2 separate regions of the Mus musculus genome follow, and region 1 is linked to region 2. Evidence: chromatin contacts called from ENCODE Hi-C or POLR2A ChIA-PET data. All regions are on one chromosome and are shown on one strand. The core of a region is the stretch at or near the end of the contact, and the rest is flanking DNA. Distances in the headings are between cores, read along the strand shown.

Evidence for each region. A loop is a pair of places that touch in the nucleus more often than their neighbours do. ChIA-PET counts read pairs that join two places held with the same protein, here RNA polymerase II (POLR2A).
Region 1: a map of gastrocnemius shows a loop between it and region 2 (7-fold over the local background). The contact joins the promoter of 2700081O15Rik here to the promoter of Spindoc in region 2. A Hi-C loop is called at or near these places in 16 of 37 maps with a recorded cell type or tissue (T-helper 17 cell, adrenal gland, gastrocnemius and 3 more). POLR2A ChIA-PET finds 5 or more read pairs at or near these places in 4 of 5 experiments (Patski and embryonic stem cell).

Annotation. Positions count from the first base shown.
Region 1 is chr19:7,415,227-7,419,114 of GRCm38, reverse strand. It overlaps 2700081O15Rik (RIKEN cDNA 2700081O15 gene), which reads right to left and starts at 1,490. Exons shown (of 5, transcript NM_175381.6): 1 at 1,198-1,490. The coding sequence starts at 1,336.
Region 2 is chr19:7,381,689-7,385,150 of GRCm38, reverse strand. Spindoc (spindlin interactor and repressor of chromatin binding) reads left to right here and starts at 2,125. Exons shown (of 6, transcript NM_001033139.3): 1 at 2,125-2,479. The coding sequence starts at 2,350. It overlaps 1700105P06Rik (RIKEN cDNA 1700105P06 gene), which reads right to left and starts at 2,148. Exons shown (of 1, transcript NR_045703.1): 1 at 1,590-2,148.

The DNA.
Region 1 (3,888 bases), core at 241-2,740, 35 kb before region 2:
GTTTGGTTTTTTGGTTTTTTGGGTGTTTTTTGTTTGGTTGGTTGGTTGGTTTGGGGGTGGTTTTTTTGTCTGTTTTGGTTTGAAGGTTTTGTTTGTTTGTCTTCCATTACTTTTTTTTAAGGTAGAGGTATAGAAAAAACATTAGATTCAAGATCTGGCTTCACTGGTGCCTTGCCCAGTGACCTTTGGTAGGTCAGTCACATCCGCTCTCTGGGCCTATACGCCTTTGTCTGCAAATGCACTGACTGAATAGCTAGCATCCTACTAAGCATCTTTCCAGTGCAGGACCACTGTTAAATCTAAGGCAGACTGGCCCTTTAAGAGCAGAAAGAAGAAAAAAATAAAAGAAAGAAAGAAAGAAAAAGGAGGAGCTGAGATTTTTTTCAAAAAAATAAAAAGGGGGGGTGGGGGGCGGGGGCTTATAGGGAGAGGAGCTCAAAGAGTAGAGAGCACTCTCCCTAGTACGGATGGAACCTCCGCTGATCTAAAGGCAATGAACCTTACAGAAGGGAGACAAAAAAAAGCAGTTGGTTTTAAGGGCCAACTAGGGCCGGCAGGTCTTGGTACAGCTGACAAACTGGGGCCAAAATCGATTCTGAAACGCGACAACGCACGGGTGGGGCATCCACCTTCGTGTGCGAACCCATCCCTCACTAAGACCTTCCCGACGTGGGGTATGACAGACGGGGGCCCCCAGGACGCAGGCTGCGCTTTGTTTCTCGTAGCGTAACCGTGAAGGGAAGAGTTCACGTCTCCAGCAAGGCCACGCAGAAAGGGATGGCATAACCGAGAACAGCGGAATCCCGAGCTATGCTACTCTGGGGAAAGCCTCAGAAAGGGACAGAGGGACTGGGAAGCCTTTAAAAGACAGACCACCTGGGAGTGTGAAAGAGAAAGGGCGGGAGCCGCAAGTTCCAGCACCTCGACTCCCACGTCGCTGCCCCCCCCCCCAAAAAACGAGCAACGCGGGGCCCTTTAAGGAGCAGGGATCCGCCCCAGCCCGGCGGGCAGACCCCGCCACGGGCAGGGAGCGCCCCGCGGGCCTTGTAGCTGCTCTCTGCGCCCACCAGGTGGCGCCCCGAGCCGCCCTGCGCTCGTCCCCCGCTTTGTTCGGCGGCCGAGAGGGGCCCGGAGCCGCAGCCCTCCCCTCCCCCACGCCGGGGCCCCCCACCCCCGGTCGTCGGCCCCAGATCTTACCGCCGTCGTCCTCCTCGGGCTCCGTGCCGCCGCTCGCTGCGGTGGGCGGCAGCCGTCGGCCCCGTGCCGAGGTCACTGCGGGCCCGGGGCCGCCCCTGCCGCCGCCGCTCCGGCTCCGGTGGTCCCCGCCGGGCTCCATGCGCTGCGCTGCGGAGCGGGGGCCCCGGGGCGGCGGGGCGCGGGGCCGCGGAGCCAGCGGCGGCGCACGCGGGGCGCTCGGTGCGCGGGGCCCCCGGGCGCGGGGCGCATTCACGGGCGGCCGGCCGCACGGACGGCTGACTGCTCGCTCGGCAGCGCGGGCTGGACCGGGGTGGGGATTCCTGTCTGGGGCCCCTGGGGCTCCTTTAAGGGCTCCTGGGTAAATTTAAAGGGGCCGCGCGCAATTTCCTCCTGCCAGCTCGCGGGGGGCTGGTGCGGGGAAAGCGGGAGGTGGCAAGTCCGCAACGGGCGCTTGTTACGGACGCGGGGAGCACGGTCCTCAGCGCCCTCGTGGGTCCGCCCTGCCGCGTCCGCAGCTGCAGCTCCGGCTGGTAAAGAGTCGCCGAGGTGACCAGGGGCGCCCGTGTCCAGTCCGCTGCGACGCGCTTCAGCCACCGCCCCCTCGGGGCATCTCCGAGCGCGGCTCTCCGCAGCCCGCTAGCAGGGGACCGCCCGGTGCGGCGGCACCGTTCCCCTCTCCGGGGTGCCTCGTCCTCCCGCAGGAGCTGGGCGCGGGCCCCAAGCAGACGCGCCTGGCAGGGGCCCCAGATGGCCGCGGCCCCGCGGAGAGGGTGGAGCCGTGGGGGCTGCCGCGCCCCCTCCCGCGGGAGCCTGGGGCTAGCGCTGGCAGCTCTGGCTTCTACCGGGGAGGGGCGGCGGGGCGAGGTTTCCCTGGAGCCGGCCAGAGTGAGGGCGGCGGCCGCGAAAGCGCAAGCCGGGAAGAGGGGCGCGCAGAGGAGTGTAAGAGAGCTAGCACGCTGCGCCTGGCCAGCCGGCGTTCCGAAACAGAGGTGGCCCTGGGCTGGAAGCCGGAAAGAGAGGGAGACTGCGGCGGTGATTCAGGCTCCTGCCCCCGCAGGCCTATAGGTACCGGGTGAGGCACTCCGCTCAGCCCCGGGCTCCTGCACAGGACGAAGGTGCAAAGAAGGGACTGGGATCCTGGTGATGGGCAGCTGGAGATTCGCATCCCTAGGCTGGAAAACCCTGGGGCGAATTCTGGCTTCGGCCGAGGGACACCTTCAGGTCTCAGGCTCCCGGTAAGCCTGGAGAAGGAACCTCGAAAGGTTGTAGGGTCGAGGCAACCTGGGGTCCTGCCAGGGCCAGCTGGAGAAACAGGTCCTCCCTTAGCCTTTGGTTAGTCGTCCACAACAAAGCAGAGGCCTGGAGATCCAAATTACAGGATGCCAGAGACCATGAGGGTCTAGAAGTGGGTTTTATTCCCTCCCTGTCGGGGAGGCACACCACAGTCAAAGAAGGCACCATTCATGGAGTCATTCTCACACTTAACACCTACTATGTGCTACAAGAGCTGACACTCTGGACATGCAGCAGTGAACAAGATTGCTACTAATGCGGGTAACTTAGACATCCTCAGTTTATAAAAAGGAAACAGTTTCAGCCCCTTGGGAGTAAGGAAACTATTAAATTACCCGACCCACAGGAAACCATTCTCCGAAGTGTATATGCCAAGAGGACAAGAGTCACTGGTGGAAATCACACACACACACATACACACACTCACACGTAGTCTCCGGAATGACTTGGGAGAGATTTCACCTTGGGGAAATATAAGTCCCTTTCCATAGCACTGCTCTCCCACGGTTGGCTGCCCTTCAGTTCACCTCTTGGACTGAGCAGAGCCACATGCTCATGGGACGGATGAATGCCGGATGCACCACGAAGTGGAAGGTTGCTAGGCCCAGGAACACAAAGAAAAGGACAAGGAAATGGCCTTTACATCTTACCATGTAAAACCTAAAAAGATGCTAGGGGTCATGGAGCGCGCCTCTCACCCCTGCACTGGCAGGCAGGTAGGTCTTTATAGGCAAGGGGGAAAAAAAAGGAAGGAAGGAAGGGCTGGATGTGGTGGCAGGAAGCTCTGACTCCAGCACTCTGGAAACTGAGGCAGGATGATTAGTGTTAGCACTAGATTCTATCCAAGAACCTATTCTAAGGGAATAAAATAGTCCAAAGCAACTAGTGACCTAAGTGAAAGAAGTCTGTCTTCCTAAGGCCTCGTGCTTTATCTAGTTTAGTTTCCAGGTATAAGAACCAGCCCTGCAAAACACTTTGGGATCTGTCCTTTCTGATATTATTTATAAAAGGTAATCTTGTTACCAAAAGAAAGCAGTCACAGCCACCTGTCTCTATTTTTAAGTTGCCCGTCCTCACCTCAAAGCTCCACAAGCATTTTCCATCCATCCTTTAGTTCTCACAGCCAACCCATGAACGTGGAGCTGGCTGCTAAGATGAAAAGCAGGGGCTGGAGAGATGGCTCAGAGGTTAAAGAGCACTGACTGCTGCTCTTCAGGAGGTCCCGAGTGCAATTCCCAGCAACCTCATGATGGCTCACAACCATCTGTAATGGAATCAGATACCCTCCTTTGGTGTATCTGAAGACAGCGACAGTGTACTCATACATAAAATAAATAAAAAATAAAATATTTAAGATGAAAAGCAGAGTCTCTAAGACAAACACTGGGCCAAGCCAGG
Region 2 (3,462 bases), core at 876-3,375:
ACCATTTATATACCCTCTCAGAAATCCTCAGAATTCCAAATGTCACATAAATGCAGAAACTATTTGCAGCTGACAAAATCACACCCCTGCTAGAGCATGAGGCAAACCATAGTCAGCTGCTGTGGACAAATCGAAGCAGCCCCATATCCCACACCTGGGATTAAAATTATATATATATATATATGAGAGAGATTCTCTGTGTAGTCCTGGCTGTCCTGGAACTCATTCTGTAGACCAGGCTGGCCTTGAACTCAGAAATCTGCCTGCCTCTGCCTCCCTAGTGCTGGGATCAAAGGCGTGGGCCACCACTGCCTGGAGTATTCTTATATTTTTGTGTTTTATTTTCCCAAAGAAACTAAAATTCCAAAATTGTCACTTACACTCGTGATGGCCAAAGAACTAGTCTATTAAGTATATGGTAGAGGGCTAGTGACAAACCAGTGTACAATCCCCAGAGCCCACACAAAGACGAGAACCAGCTCCCCGAAGCTGTTGCTCTAGCCTTCAGACAAGTACTCTGGTGCACAACCCATAAGAAAACAAATATATATAATTAAATAAGAATCTGGTGCAATACTAGGGCTACCCATCGCTTTGGAATCAAACAAGAAATAGGAACCACAGGGTGACCCAAGTGACAGGGTGACAGAAGGGCTGGAAGCCCAACAGGGAAGTGACACAAACCAAGGACTCACAAAGACACTGGAGACACAGCCTCACCTGCTCAGGAGGAGTTAGAACTCAGGAGGGACAGAGGGAGGGAAATAACAGGCTTTTCTTTTTCTTGCCTTTCAGGCCTTAGTCACAATCTCCCGGAAGCTTGAGTCCTGTAGCCAGCCCACTGCAAAAACAGAACAGACTACCTACCCAGAGGCATTGGGCAAAAAGCAAAGAACAGCCTTTAGGTAAGAACTATCCAGGCCTAGGAAATTGCTTGATTTGGAGTATCTTTTTAGTACTGGGTACATTTCAAAGTAATAGAAATTTCCTCAGTTCTTTCTATTGTGGCTGCTGTATGTGGTGTCAGCTCAGACCTTTAATCCTTGTGCCAGGGGAATGGAGGGAGGAGGAAAAGGTTTGGGGCAAGCAGGGTTACACAGATTCCAGGTCAGACTGACATGAAAGTGAGTCCTTATCTCAACAAAATAAAAGCTGGTTATGCAGTGGATGGGGGGGGGGTGGGTATGCCCAGGGCGCGCGCGCACACACAAACACACACACACACACACACACACACACACACACACACACACACAATATACGGTAAGTGAACTGTTTCTCTTCTGTCCCCTAGCCTCCTACATCATCCACAATTACTGTTTCTGGGCTGATAATTACTGTTGGTAGCACTTAAAATCAGAATTTTGAGTGCCAGACATTTTTGCCGTTTCTCAGCTGAAATCTAGCGTGTCTGGTGTGTGTATGTGTGTGGGGAGGGGATGTTATGCAGAAGTGTAAGTGCCCATTGTGACAGTCTTCACTCAGGCACGAATGCCAGGCAGCAGCGCCATAGCAACCGGATCCCGGTCTTGGAGGCTCTCAGGGGATTTGCTGTGTCCTGGGAAAAGGCCACACTCTCTGGACTCACGTTTTTTGTTTTGTTTTGTTTTTAACGTAAATTATATCCATCGGAAGCGGTTTACACACGCCCACACGCCACTCTTGTCCTCTTCATCTTCTAGAATCTTTGTTTAGGAGGATCCAAAGTGATTTTTCTTTCCCTAAAGCGTATGTGCTAGTAGAAAGGAACGAGGCCCAAAGAAATTAGAAGAGATGTCTCCACACTTCTGAGCCTATGTATCCTTCACACATCCCCACCGGTCTTTTCTCGTCTGTGTTGCCTCCCAGGCAGGCAGCTAGTCAGGGGAAAGCCAAGAAGTAAGATGCCGAGCAGCCCTTTCCTCCAGCCATTGGTGGGGATGCCCTACCGGGTCTCCAAGGCTGCCGGCGCCGCTCCCAGGAAAACTCCAGGCTTCGCCGCCGAGCAAACCGGCCAGAGACAAACGCGCTGCACAGGGTTCTGGCCCAGACCTGTGGCTGGGGCGGGGCTAGGGGGCGTGTCCTCACGTGATTGGCCAGCCTGGTCTGGAGGCGGGACTGCCGGACGGACGCTGACAATGAGCCTCCATAAAAGGGAGCGGCGGGGTTGGGGGCCCCGGATCGAACCCTCCCCGCCCGGGGTCGTGACGCGTTGAAGCCCGTGGCTGGCGGGGCGGCCGGGCGAGCGGCGGGTGAGCTAGGCGAGCCGCGGGCCCGGGGTGGTCCGGGGCAGGAGGCGGCCGCCACAGGCGGTGCGCCGAGGTCTGTGCGAACGTCCTCGGCTATCCGGTCGCCCTTCTTCGCCTCGCCATGGCCCTGAAAGCCAAGGGCGCCGCGGCTCTGGATTGCTTCGAGGTGACGCTCAAGTGTGAGGAAGGGGATGATGACGACGAGGCCGTGGTGGTGGCCGTGATCCCGCGGCCCGAGCCGATGCTCCGAGGTGAGGGGGGGGACACCTCACTTCCGCTTGGTGGTCCGGGACTAGATCTCCAGGTCCCGGTCCCCGGTTCCCGGTCCCCAGGCGCTTCCCTGGGCCGGCATCTGCAGCCCCAGAGGGCCCTTCCCTGTCCGGTCCGCGGCTACGGCGCCCTCGCTCCTCCCCCACCGGGTTTGGAATCCCAGGCCTCTCGGAGCCCCCCTTCCTCCGCCGCCCCTCCCCCGCTCAGGGTCTAGAGACTTCCATCCACACCGAAGGAGCGGTTCAGGTCTTCCGGTTCCCTGCGCCCCCTCGGGCCCAGAGTAGAGGCCGGATTCCCAGTACAGTGGTTTGTGCCCGGCTGTTGTCTCCCGGTTCCGGTCTGTTTCTTAGGCCGAGGGGCGACCAGGCCTCTAGGCCCCAGGCTAGTCCCCCGTAGTGATAACGGAGGTGAAGGCTGGCGCGGCTGGCGACCTCCAGAGAGGGGAAATAACCCAGTAAGTAGAAGCCTCCACCCGTCCTCAATCCTCTAGGCCTTCTGTTTCAGGAGCCACAGGTGTCAAGTCTAAAACCCGGCATTTGAATGGAATTGCTAGTAGCACCCCGTTTGAGAAAAGCGGGACTTGCTTGGGGGTGGGTAACAAGCCATGTCATCTACATGGAGATTAGTCACCAAAGGAGGTGTTTGAGGGACAATCTGGGAATACATTGCTCTCCCTTCCCGTCCTCCTTCCCCAGCCTCTCTGGTCCAAAGGAGAAAACAAAGAGCTACCTTTGTGGAAGATAATTAGTCATGAAAAATGCAAATATTTCCTTAGGGTGGAATACCTGTTTCCCTTAAGCATGACAGTACCCAGAATAGATTGAGAACCAAATTGGTCATTGTGTTTCTTTAACTCATTTTTGGAGATGGGAGGGAAGGTTAGGAAATTGGGGGGTGGGGCACATTCCTCTCACTGTTTGGTGCATCACACAGGTTATTTTTTACTTGTGCTGGTTTATAGAGT